2 separate regions of the Mus musculus genome follow, and region 2 is linked to region 1. A link is a loop called in an ENCODE intact Hi-C map of the cell type or tissue named here. Cell type or tissue: left cerebral cortex. All regions are shown on one strand.

Region 1 (5,000 bases):
GCATAGTAGATAAGTACTTTACCCACTGGTGTACATCTCCAAACTCTTATTCTCTTTGGTCCATGTTATAAAACAACTCAACATCCCTCACCAGGCATGTTTCCTTTAATTGCCTAGCCCCCGGAACCATGAGGCAAATACATACCACCTATAAACTGCCTGTGGTATTCTACTAGAGTAACAAAATACAGAACAAGTTAGGCTTTCTAAGGAACATTAGCAATACTTTGAGACAGTTTTGATTGCCACAACAGGAGAGGAACAGGTTCTATTGGCTTCTATTGAACAGAGGGCAGGGATGCTGCTAAATACTCTGTGATATACACAGGACAGTCCCCGGGATAGAGAATGATCTGGCCCACGTGTAAGTACATTCAATCTACATTCAGACTGAGTTCAGACATGGAGCGTACATTACCATATTTGTCAATTCCAACCCAACAGCTTCCCTTCCGAAGAAGCTGACTGTTCAATTGCCTTTGATCTTAGACGCTGCTGGGAACTTGTCTTTTCAATTATGTCCCAAGCATTAATTAGAACACCCTTTCACTTTCCTGTTTGAAAAAGAAGCATTGTTTCAAAAGAATAAAATGAAAACCTGAGAAGCAAAGCCTTTCTGTTCTAGCTCAGAATAGAGGCTGGAGCACTGTTCTCTCATCGGCAGCTTTGTCTGCTCAGATGAAAAGCTTGGAGACTTTGGGAGAAAGGCCAGTCATCAGGAAAACAGGAAGCCTTTCTTCTCTAAGAGGACTGGAGTTGAAAGGTCAATTTTCAACCACCTAGGTAGCTGGGACCCATCATAGGAAGGCCCTCCCTCTGAATCCAGTGAACAGATGTATTGGGGGGTGGTGAAAGGTGCTTCCTAGGGAGAGAGGGGACTTTGGGGGGGATTGAACATGAGGGCTCTGGTAGACAAAAAAACATCAGTGGATAAAGAGGAGATGTGCTTCATATGGGATGTGTCAGGTACAGTATGGGTGAGATTTGAGTAGAAGAAGTGAACAATAACAACAACAACAACAAAACCCCACAATGTCAGAAGTCCTTTAAAAGTCTCCACTTGCTCAACCTCCACTCACTGTATATCCAGTGAGTCTCCGGCACTGTTCTAGGCTGCATGATGGGAAAATCAAATGCAGTGTCTGTCTTAAACCTAGAGGGATCAACAATCTAATGGTACCAATGAAGCACCACATGTCACTACTATAGACAATAATTCCCAAGAGGCAAGTCAATGGTCTCAGAGGTGGTGCAAATGTCCAGTCACTAAGTGAATGAGGTGTAACATGGGAAACAGCCCACTTGCACCTCCAATCATACTTTATCCAGATTTTCCAAACCTACTTGTTCATCTAGAGCAGTGCTTCTCAACCTTCCTAATGTTGTGCTGTGACCCTTTCATACAGTTCCTCATGTTGTAGTGACCCCCAACCATAAAATTATTTTCTTTGCTACTTAACTCTAATTTTACTACTGTTGTGAATCACATTGTAAATATCTGATATACAGGATATCTGATATGTGACCCCCATGAAAGGGTCATTTGACCCCAAAGAGGTTATGACCCACAGCATAAGAACCACTGATCTACAGTCTTCTGCATCTATAATATTGAATAGTTCAGAAGGATGCCAAAGAGGCCTGTCTTTGGGGTGATTTTTCTAACCTACAGAGACAACAAATCTGTACCAACTGTAATAAGAAAAAGGGAGATACCAGATGTGATAGGCTGAAGGCACCTCGAGGCACTTTGTTATGAATATTTAGATAGTTTTCCTCTTGTTATGAAAATGATGGCAATCTGTTCCCCAGCCTGAGTTGCTGATGAATCTCAGCATCATGAGAGCCTTTTGTTTGGGGGTGGGGTGGGGAGAATGTTCCCTGCTTAAATAAATCTGGATCACTCAAAAAATACCAACTCGCATGAGTATTTTTGAGTCATCATAACTCTGAATCCTGATGTGGGCCTGTGGCTTAGTGTGCTGAAGAGACAGCTGGCAGGAAGAAACAGCTCTCCTCTGTACTGCCGGGCATCCTTTGCCATAGGTTTCTATTTTAGGTCAGAAGGAAGAAGCAAGTAGGCTGCCTGGATGATAAACTCTGGGTCATTACCTAAACACGGATGTGGCATCAGGATCCAGAAACAGGGAACTGGCCCAAAGGTTGGAGGAATTACAATGGCTTAGCGTTCCACTAAATGGCAATCGTAGGAGAGCAATTACTCTAAAATTTACTTTTGACAAGGAAAGCCAAAGGGAAAACGTATACAGTAAAATTCAACTGTCAAAGTTCTTGTCCCTAAATCCATGGAAAATGCCCAATAGTAAACAACAAATCTCTCAAGACCTTGCTGACCTGATGCCCACCAACAGGCACATTAATATTAATTCCCAGCACTATCCCATTTTCTCATAGAACTGTTCACCTACCTCTTCCTTTTGTCTCTCCCATTAGGGTGCTCAATATTTGGGAGTAGAAAAACCTTCCAACTGAGTCCTAAAGGTTTCAAGACTGAATGAGAGGAAGAAGATACTGGGAGGCAACTAAGGGATTTTCTTTGTCTAGGGCAACATTCTGACTGCGTACACAAAGCAGATAGTGGGAGTAAAGGTCAGAGAAATTAAAGCTATCTGTCTGTGGCCATGTCAGTAACGAATAACATCTGGCCCTCCTAGGACTCTAAGACAAAATACTCTCTCCAGTCACTATAAAATCCCTTCTTTGCAAGTAATCAGTTCCACCACCATAATGTTGTGGGAGAGCCAGGCACACAGATGTGGTTCATTGACATTTACAGGACTGAACAAGGCATACACTAGGGGCAGGATTCTACCACATGCTTGAGGTCGCTGAGTATCTGCAATGGGGCACATCACTTAGCCCAAGGAGCTCATCTTAGGCCCCAGAAAGTTCCCAGGAAGAATGCCACATGTATCTTGAAGGCTCAACAAGGCCTACAGACTTTCAAATTTTGACTGAAGAGATAGAATGGTACAAATCTTTGAGAGTCAAAATTATCTGGATCTATCTTCATTTCTCTTAATAACTATTTACCACCCACCTCTGTATCAGGAAAAGCCTTTAAAAAGTATACTGAGTAGATCACTAGGATTTGCCAAACCAAAAGCTAAGAATGTCATCAGAGAACATCTAAAACCTATAGCAGAGATTTTTCGGAGTTGCCCATAACCTGTTGCTCCCACTGAAGTATTGTGTAAAAGCCTTGGTTTATGAGTTTCTTTTGTTTTGTGGCTATAAAAAAGTTCATGTAACTGTTTCTCTATTGGAACATGTCATGCAGATCAACCTAAATGCATGTTCCCAGCCCTTGATCACTCATATTTGTCTCAGCAGAGACTATCTCTGAGAGCTATGGTTTTCTGTCAAGGGCTTCAGCATTACTCTTAAAATACACTGTCCAGCGTGGTCACCAATAGGCACATGTGACTCCTGAGCACTAGGAAATGTGGCTGCTACTCTAAACTGAGATTCATAAAACATGCAAACCACATATGACACTGTGAGGACATCACACTGAGAAAAAGTACAGCATCTTTTTAATAATTTTACAGAGATTACATATATAAAAGGTTTTATGTACATATATTGACTTAAATACATTAAAATGAGCTTCCATTTTTTAATGTGGTCTCCAGAAAATTTTCAATCATATACTGGTTCATGTGATTTTTCTATTGGATCACACTGTTCTAAAATGAAACTAATCTTTTCCCATCTACTCACCTAGTCTGCTGCCTGAAATATCTATAGAAAGGTATTCTATAGGTCTGAAAGTTGCTCTAGAAAGATTCTGAGGTATTTGAGCAAAGATGTCAGGCTGGAGAGATAGCTCAGTGGTTAAGAGTGTGCACTGCTCTTGCAGAGGACTGGAGTTCAGATCCCAACATACCCTCATCAGATGGCTCATACATGACTAGTACTCCAGTTACCAGGACTCCAAAGCCTCTGATCTCTGCAGGCACCTGAATTCACATGCATATATCTCCATAAAAACATACACACACACACACACACATAATTAGAAATAATTTTCTTTAAAAAAAGATGTCTTGAGGAGTCCAACATAAGTGAAACAAAAGTAATGTTAGTTTAGTGACTGTTCCTGGAAGATGCAGGAATCCCTGATGTGCTTTAGCTAGCACTCCTGGGGCCTGAGGTCACCTAGCCTGTGCCAATATGGACAAACTCTAGCTTTGCATGTTGGCACAATGCACATGGCAGGAAAGAATCAAACCCATACGAAAAACACGGAAAAATTCCGATTCTGTCTTGTGCTGCCAGTCTACTCATGGAAGATCTAAGGACACACGTTTGTGTGCTTTTTAATAGAGACGCTTTAATAGCAAACGCTTTCAGAGGTATATAAGGATTTAGGGTAATTAAGGAAACTCACTCTTTGTCCTGCTGTCCATCTCCGTCTTCGATGGGTCTGGAGTTGATGTAGCTGGAGGTAACTTCTTCCCAATTGTCTGCGGAGAGAATAAGGCGATTGACACATCAGGACGATTCACTTCATTAATCAAAGGGACAAAATCAAATTCACAATGAGAAAATCCCCAGATGTGGCTCCAAAAACCACAGCCATTAGTCGAGGCTGTTCTGCGGATAGGCTGCCACATAATAATAGGTCTTCCCCGACAGTGACCAACACGGGGGTAAAATGGGTAAGAGAGAGGTAAAATAATAGAGAAGGCTCTTGGTACCTTCTATTTCTCTTTTTCTCTTGATACGTTTTACAGGTCTGCTATTATTTTTAACAGACAAAAAGGTCCAGTTTCCTTTATTTTATGACAAGTTGATCACATTTATGGAGGCCCAGTGTCTGGCCCATTGGAGACACTCCAGAATAACTCCATAGGGGAAGAATGGAAATATGTGGACAGAAATGAAGGGGGTTATCATAGGGACAAGAGCTGGTGGAAAAAGGTGGGCAAAGAGGGAGGTGGACAGTCAAGCAGAAGCTAGACTGTCCAGACCCA
Region 2 (5,000 bases), 50 kb after region 1:
CTGATTAAGTACATTTTGGCTCATAGCAGAGAAAAAGCTAGAAGCTGTTTGTACACCAACTATACTTAGTATCTTTCAACTGCAGAACAGAAACAAATATGCATTTACTGTAATTATAGGAGATGCAATCACTGGAGAAATGTGGATGAAGGTACACGTGGATCCTCCCTATATAGTTTGTGTTTATTTTAACAACTTCCTATGAATCTTAATTACTTCAAAACAAAAAAGTTTTTTTTTTCTAAAAGAAGTAAAGCATATCCAAAGTCCTAACACTATTCTCTGCTGAAGAGAATAAGCAGACCATTCTAAACTCAAAGGTCCAACTTGGATGCATCCCATCATATACATGATCTCTGTAGCAATGTGATATGGTTATATATACATTTTAGGATAATCCTATGATGAAGCTAGTCACAAGTGTTGACAGGTACTGAAAACACTACCACAACACTGAAAGGTGCTACTTCTGTCTGTTAGGGCAGGGTGACAATTCAGAAAGCAACAACAACATTATTTCCACATCTCCTCTTCTATGAAGCCCTTTTGACTACTATTCCCCCACATTACCATGGGACTGGCCTCTCTGCCTTTGTACCCTACTCCCACTCAAATGTCAGCTCCTAGGGAAGTTTCCTGAGCCTTTGCCTCCTTTCTGCAAGATGAGTTGACTGAAGACAAGGTCCCCATCTGTACTTCATTTGTCTCTGACTCTTCAAGACACCAGGGAAGATCTTAGTAACTACAGAGCCACTTCTGAGCTCAACAGAGATTTAATTAATGAAGACTAGAAGAAGGAAATAAAGAGAAGACAAAGGGAATGGACAAATATAAGCAAGCAGATAGGGCCATATTGGGCCCTGCTTTTCTTAACTGTATACTTAGGAAGACTACAGCAAGCACTGTTTTGTTCTGTTTTGTGTTTATAAGAAGCATCCATCCTTGTTAGAAAAACATACTTCTCCAGGGACCTCAAGCCCTCTCAGCAATGGGCAGCTGCACTCAACACAGCTACAAAAACTGCTGGACAGTTCTTGTTCTGAAACAGATGTCTATCTAATAAATGAGTTGGTGTGAGGGGTAGGTAAAGGATAGCCAAGTGACTGAGAAGACCATCTCATGGTGTAGTTTGTTTCAATAGTTCCCAAAACTATGGCATGTATTCTCCTGAAAGTCTTCACTTCTGAGACTATATAGCTAAGATTAGGTAACCGCCAGGAAGTCAAGAGGCAGTCCCCAATCTCCCTCTCTGCATCAGTAAAGGAATTACAAAGTAATTGTTAAAACATAATCATGGTGCTTCAGTGGCCATGGTAGCAAAGAGAAAACAAATGGCTAAACACTAATTGGTCATGTTCCAAGTCTATCTTACCAGCAATAAGAGCTACCATTTACTGAGGACCTTCCTATGTATGCTATTGCTGTTAGAACTTAGATTTCATTTCCCCATGAAAATAAAGTTATGATAACCCTTTTCCAAAAATATAATCCCCTTAAAAACAAACAAACAAACAAACAAACAGACAGACAGAAACATTTAACTCACAATGTTCCAGAGATACAGTATTATTAATATGGGACCTAGTTACCAGGCATGATGCTATTCTAGTGTATAAAAGAAGATTCTGGAACAGTTAAAATTCTACTGTGGAGTGGGAGGAGGGGCAAAAGAAGCTACCACTGCTCTACGCATTGAGCTGGCCACATTGGTGGAGAAGCACTTGTCTCAGCTCAGAGAAGGTGACAGGAGCTCCTCAGTACGTCAGTCGATCTGAACAGCCATCCTGATCCTTCACATCCAAGACTTGAGGATATAATGGAGTTTGGAGCAGAGGATTCTCAGTGGAAGGAAGGGATCCTGCTGCAGACACTGAGTCAGCCAGCTAGTACAGTTGCTTCTATTTGTGGCCAGCTGTACAGCCCAAAGCCACTGCTGAGACACTACCACCCCACACACACCAAAAAGAGTCACATAAGTACTTATCTGGAAATAGCTTCAACTTCCAAATCAAACACTTATCCAATTAAACTACTGAATGAATACAGGGATACCAAGCCAATAGAAGAATACTGTTTAAATTAAACTTTTCAAAATGGAAAGTGAAGCTATTTGAAAATTGTTTTGGTAAGACTGGGCTGTCTTCCTCACATCAGGAAAGAAAGTCAGCAAGTAGCATGACACTACTAATGACATAGCTGAATCTCCTACAACATTCATGGCCATGACCTTGGCTCAACACAGCACAAAATAAACACAGACGCCCACATGGGGAGTTGGGTTAGTGACTGGGAGAACAAAGCTTCCCGGTCCTGACCTTTTGCTCCATGAGCTGGAAAGGGCAGCAGAGAAGCTGGAAGGAAACCTTCAGGCCCTGGAGAAAAAAAGACCTGAAGTTCGTTCTCACCATTACAAAAGGGAACCACTTCCTCATTCAAGGTGAGGCTGGACTATCTTGTCATATATGCAATGGTACTGGCATGCATTTATCTTGTACACAGTATCTTGCAACCAATAATCGTTAGTTTTTTTCCTAAGTTCTTCAGAGGACATTGGGGGATACTGATCATCTCACTGCATTTATTTAAAAAATAATTATAAACTCACTGGGAAAAGATATTCTAGAAGTAAGTATATGGAAGCACAACAATCTATGCCACCCATGAGCCAGTACTACCATGACTAAAGGCTGGTACTCACTTATCCAGAGACATATAGAATATATAGCTATAGGTCACATCTATACAGTGACAAACTTATTAAATCATAGTGGGCTAAGGTGCAAGAGCCAAGAAAATACCCACAAGCTTTTCTCATAGCCCTTTGGCATTGAAGCACAGTATATAAGGAGGCTATGACAGAGCCCACTGGTCTCTTCCCTTTCTGTTCAGAATGGTAGGCATCCTTACTTGACTTGGAAAGCTGCTCATCCTGGGAGATGCCAAGCTCATCCGACTCCCCTGACAGCTCCTTGATGAAGTTGGAAGGAAACATTCCAGTCTTCCCATTGAGCACACCTTCCCACCATCCTTCCTCTACCTGCATAGAAAGAACAGAGGTCCAAGATGAGGTTAGACAGGTCTCCTACTGACATGGTACAGAGTAGAACTCACACAGAACAGGGATCCGATGCTCTAAAATTACCAGGAAAACAGAAAGCAGGACATGTGGTCTTATGATTCAGACAAGTAAAGGGAGTTAACCTGAAATCCAACACAAACAGCCAAAAATTGACACTTCATTTTAGTCAACTTCTAACTGAAATTTGGCATTCCCTTTGGTTGTGAATGTAGATAGCATACCAGTATTAGTAGAACTGGTGACTTACCATGGAATAAATCATGAATATTTTCCTAATATATCATAGATGATGTACCTCAAAATATCATTTGTGCTCATTGGTACTTTGAAATGTACCTGCTGGGTAGCATTGGTTATTTAATCTATTAAGCTATCACATAGATTACTGTATCAAAATTTGCTTTTGTTAGATGTGTACTTCACCAGAGTGACTATGTAATTTTATGTGTTTTGTTTTATGAAAACCACTATTTTTTTAAAAGCCCTGTGAATATAACCAGGCAGGGGCATACACATCTGTAATTCCAGCACTCAGGAGAGACACAGCAAGGAAAATAAACAGTACCTGTGAGGTGAGCCTGAGCTATCCAGCTAGATCAAGTAGCTGGAAATATGGTGCCACAAGGTCTATATAAAACTGTCAGTACCACAAACAAGCAACAGAAACAAAAAGGAAGAGTGGGGGAGTAAGACAAAGAAGGGACGGGGAGGGGGATAGAAGGGAAGGAGGAGTTTGCAAGATAACCAAAACCGGGCAATTAAGAGCAGAATCTATTTTCAATTAAAAAAAAAAAAAAGACCTCTGAGCTGAGAACTTGGGAGGGGTAGAGAGATTTCACGTGAGTTTCTCTGGGAATGTGGGGGAAAGACTGGAATATTAGGGGGCTGGAAGGCTGTGGCCAACTGAGGAGGAAGTGGGACCTAGACCAGGAAAGTAATGAGAAGAGACATGATATGTTCAGTTTTGAGGTATGGAGTGGTCGTGACCAACTAGCTGGGGGCAGGTGAAATGGGGAAAGAGAAGTTGTCTGAAGGATTTGAGATGGATCTACCAACAGCAAAGTAGATGTCTGAATGTTTACTTGGCTTCCTGGAGAGAAAAATAAGGTCACTTTGAGGACAAGCAAGAATGACATTATCAAAAACACATGGAACAATAGAAAAAAAAAAGAGCTAGAACCTTTAAAGGTTTCCTATATGTATATACTACACCAGTCCAAGCCAACAAGTACAGTCCAAGAACTTCAATAATTCAAACAAATAAAAAAGAAAACTAAAACTCAAGCCCAGTTCAAATTCTACCCTGAAACTTAGCTGTTATGTGAACTTATTCATTTTCTCCTGCCAAATTAAATTCCTGCTTCCATATCTATGTAACTGAACTGGTAATTCATCTCGCATACCATACTTAAGCATGATCTTTGTCTCTGTTAAAGGTATATGCACTATGGTTCTTTGCTAGAATCGAGGAGTGCATAATTACATATGACAAGTCCCAGGTTTTTTTTTTTTTTCTAAAGAAAGTGACAATGTATCAAGATAAGGTGTGAGTAAAGACTAAGGCTAGCAATGCAGGATAAAGAAATGAATTAGCACAAAGCAGACTTGTTACATCAAGTTGAGCTCACTTATATCTGGAATGGTAAAAGACAGATTTGAGAAGAGGTAAGTCAAAATTAAGATAGGCCATTAAGAAATTAGAAACAGTAGCTAAGATTAGGGGAAGTATCTTCAGAGCATTCCAGAAAGGGGAGAGGGCCTGATGAATGACAGAGAATGGAGACAACCAGAGCAATACCTTTACAACGGTTGATAGAGAACTCACAGGGTACAAATTTGTGGAGTAGTGATTGATTACATTTGCATGGCCACAAAATCTTAGGAGAAGAATGCGCACAATAGCATCTAGGTATGGCTGTCA

What was found. Hi-C counts contacts between places; a loop is a spot of excess contacts. Peaks named below come from ENCODE experiments on the same cell type or tissue, not always from the same donor. Only the 100,000 strongest peaks of a DNase experiment are listed, where the experiment ranks them.
Region 2: a loop joins it to region 1, with 2.3 times the contacts of the local background. A loop is called at or near these places in 2 of 42 quality-filtered maps.

What each region holds. Positions count from the first base shown.
Region 1 is chrX:159,864,815-159,869,814 of GRCm38, reverse strand. It overlaps Sh3kbp1 (SH3-domain kinase binding protein 1), which reads right to left. Exons shown (of 18, transcript NM_001135727.2): 7 at 4,415-4,490. Among named protein-coding and RNA genes, the nearest start is that of Map3k15, 120 kb to the left of the region's middle. In left cerebral cortex, no CTCF peak of the experiment used is centred here; a DNase peak (open chromatin) is centred at 1,925.
Region 2 is chrX:159,814,614-159,819,613 of GRCm38, reverse strand. It overlaps Sh3kbp1 (SH3-domain kinase binding protein 1), which reads right to left. Exons shown (of 18, transcript NM_001135727.2): 5 at 2,908-3,037. Among named protein-coding and RNA genes, the nearest start is that of Map3k15, 170 kb to the left of the region's middle. In left cerebral cortex, no CTCF peak of the experiment used is centred here; DNase peaks (open chromatin) are centred at 1,905 and 2,243.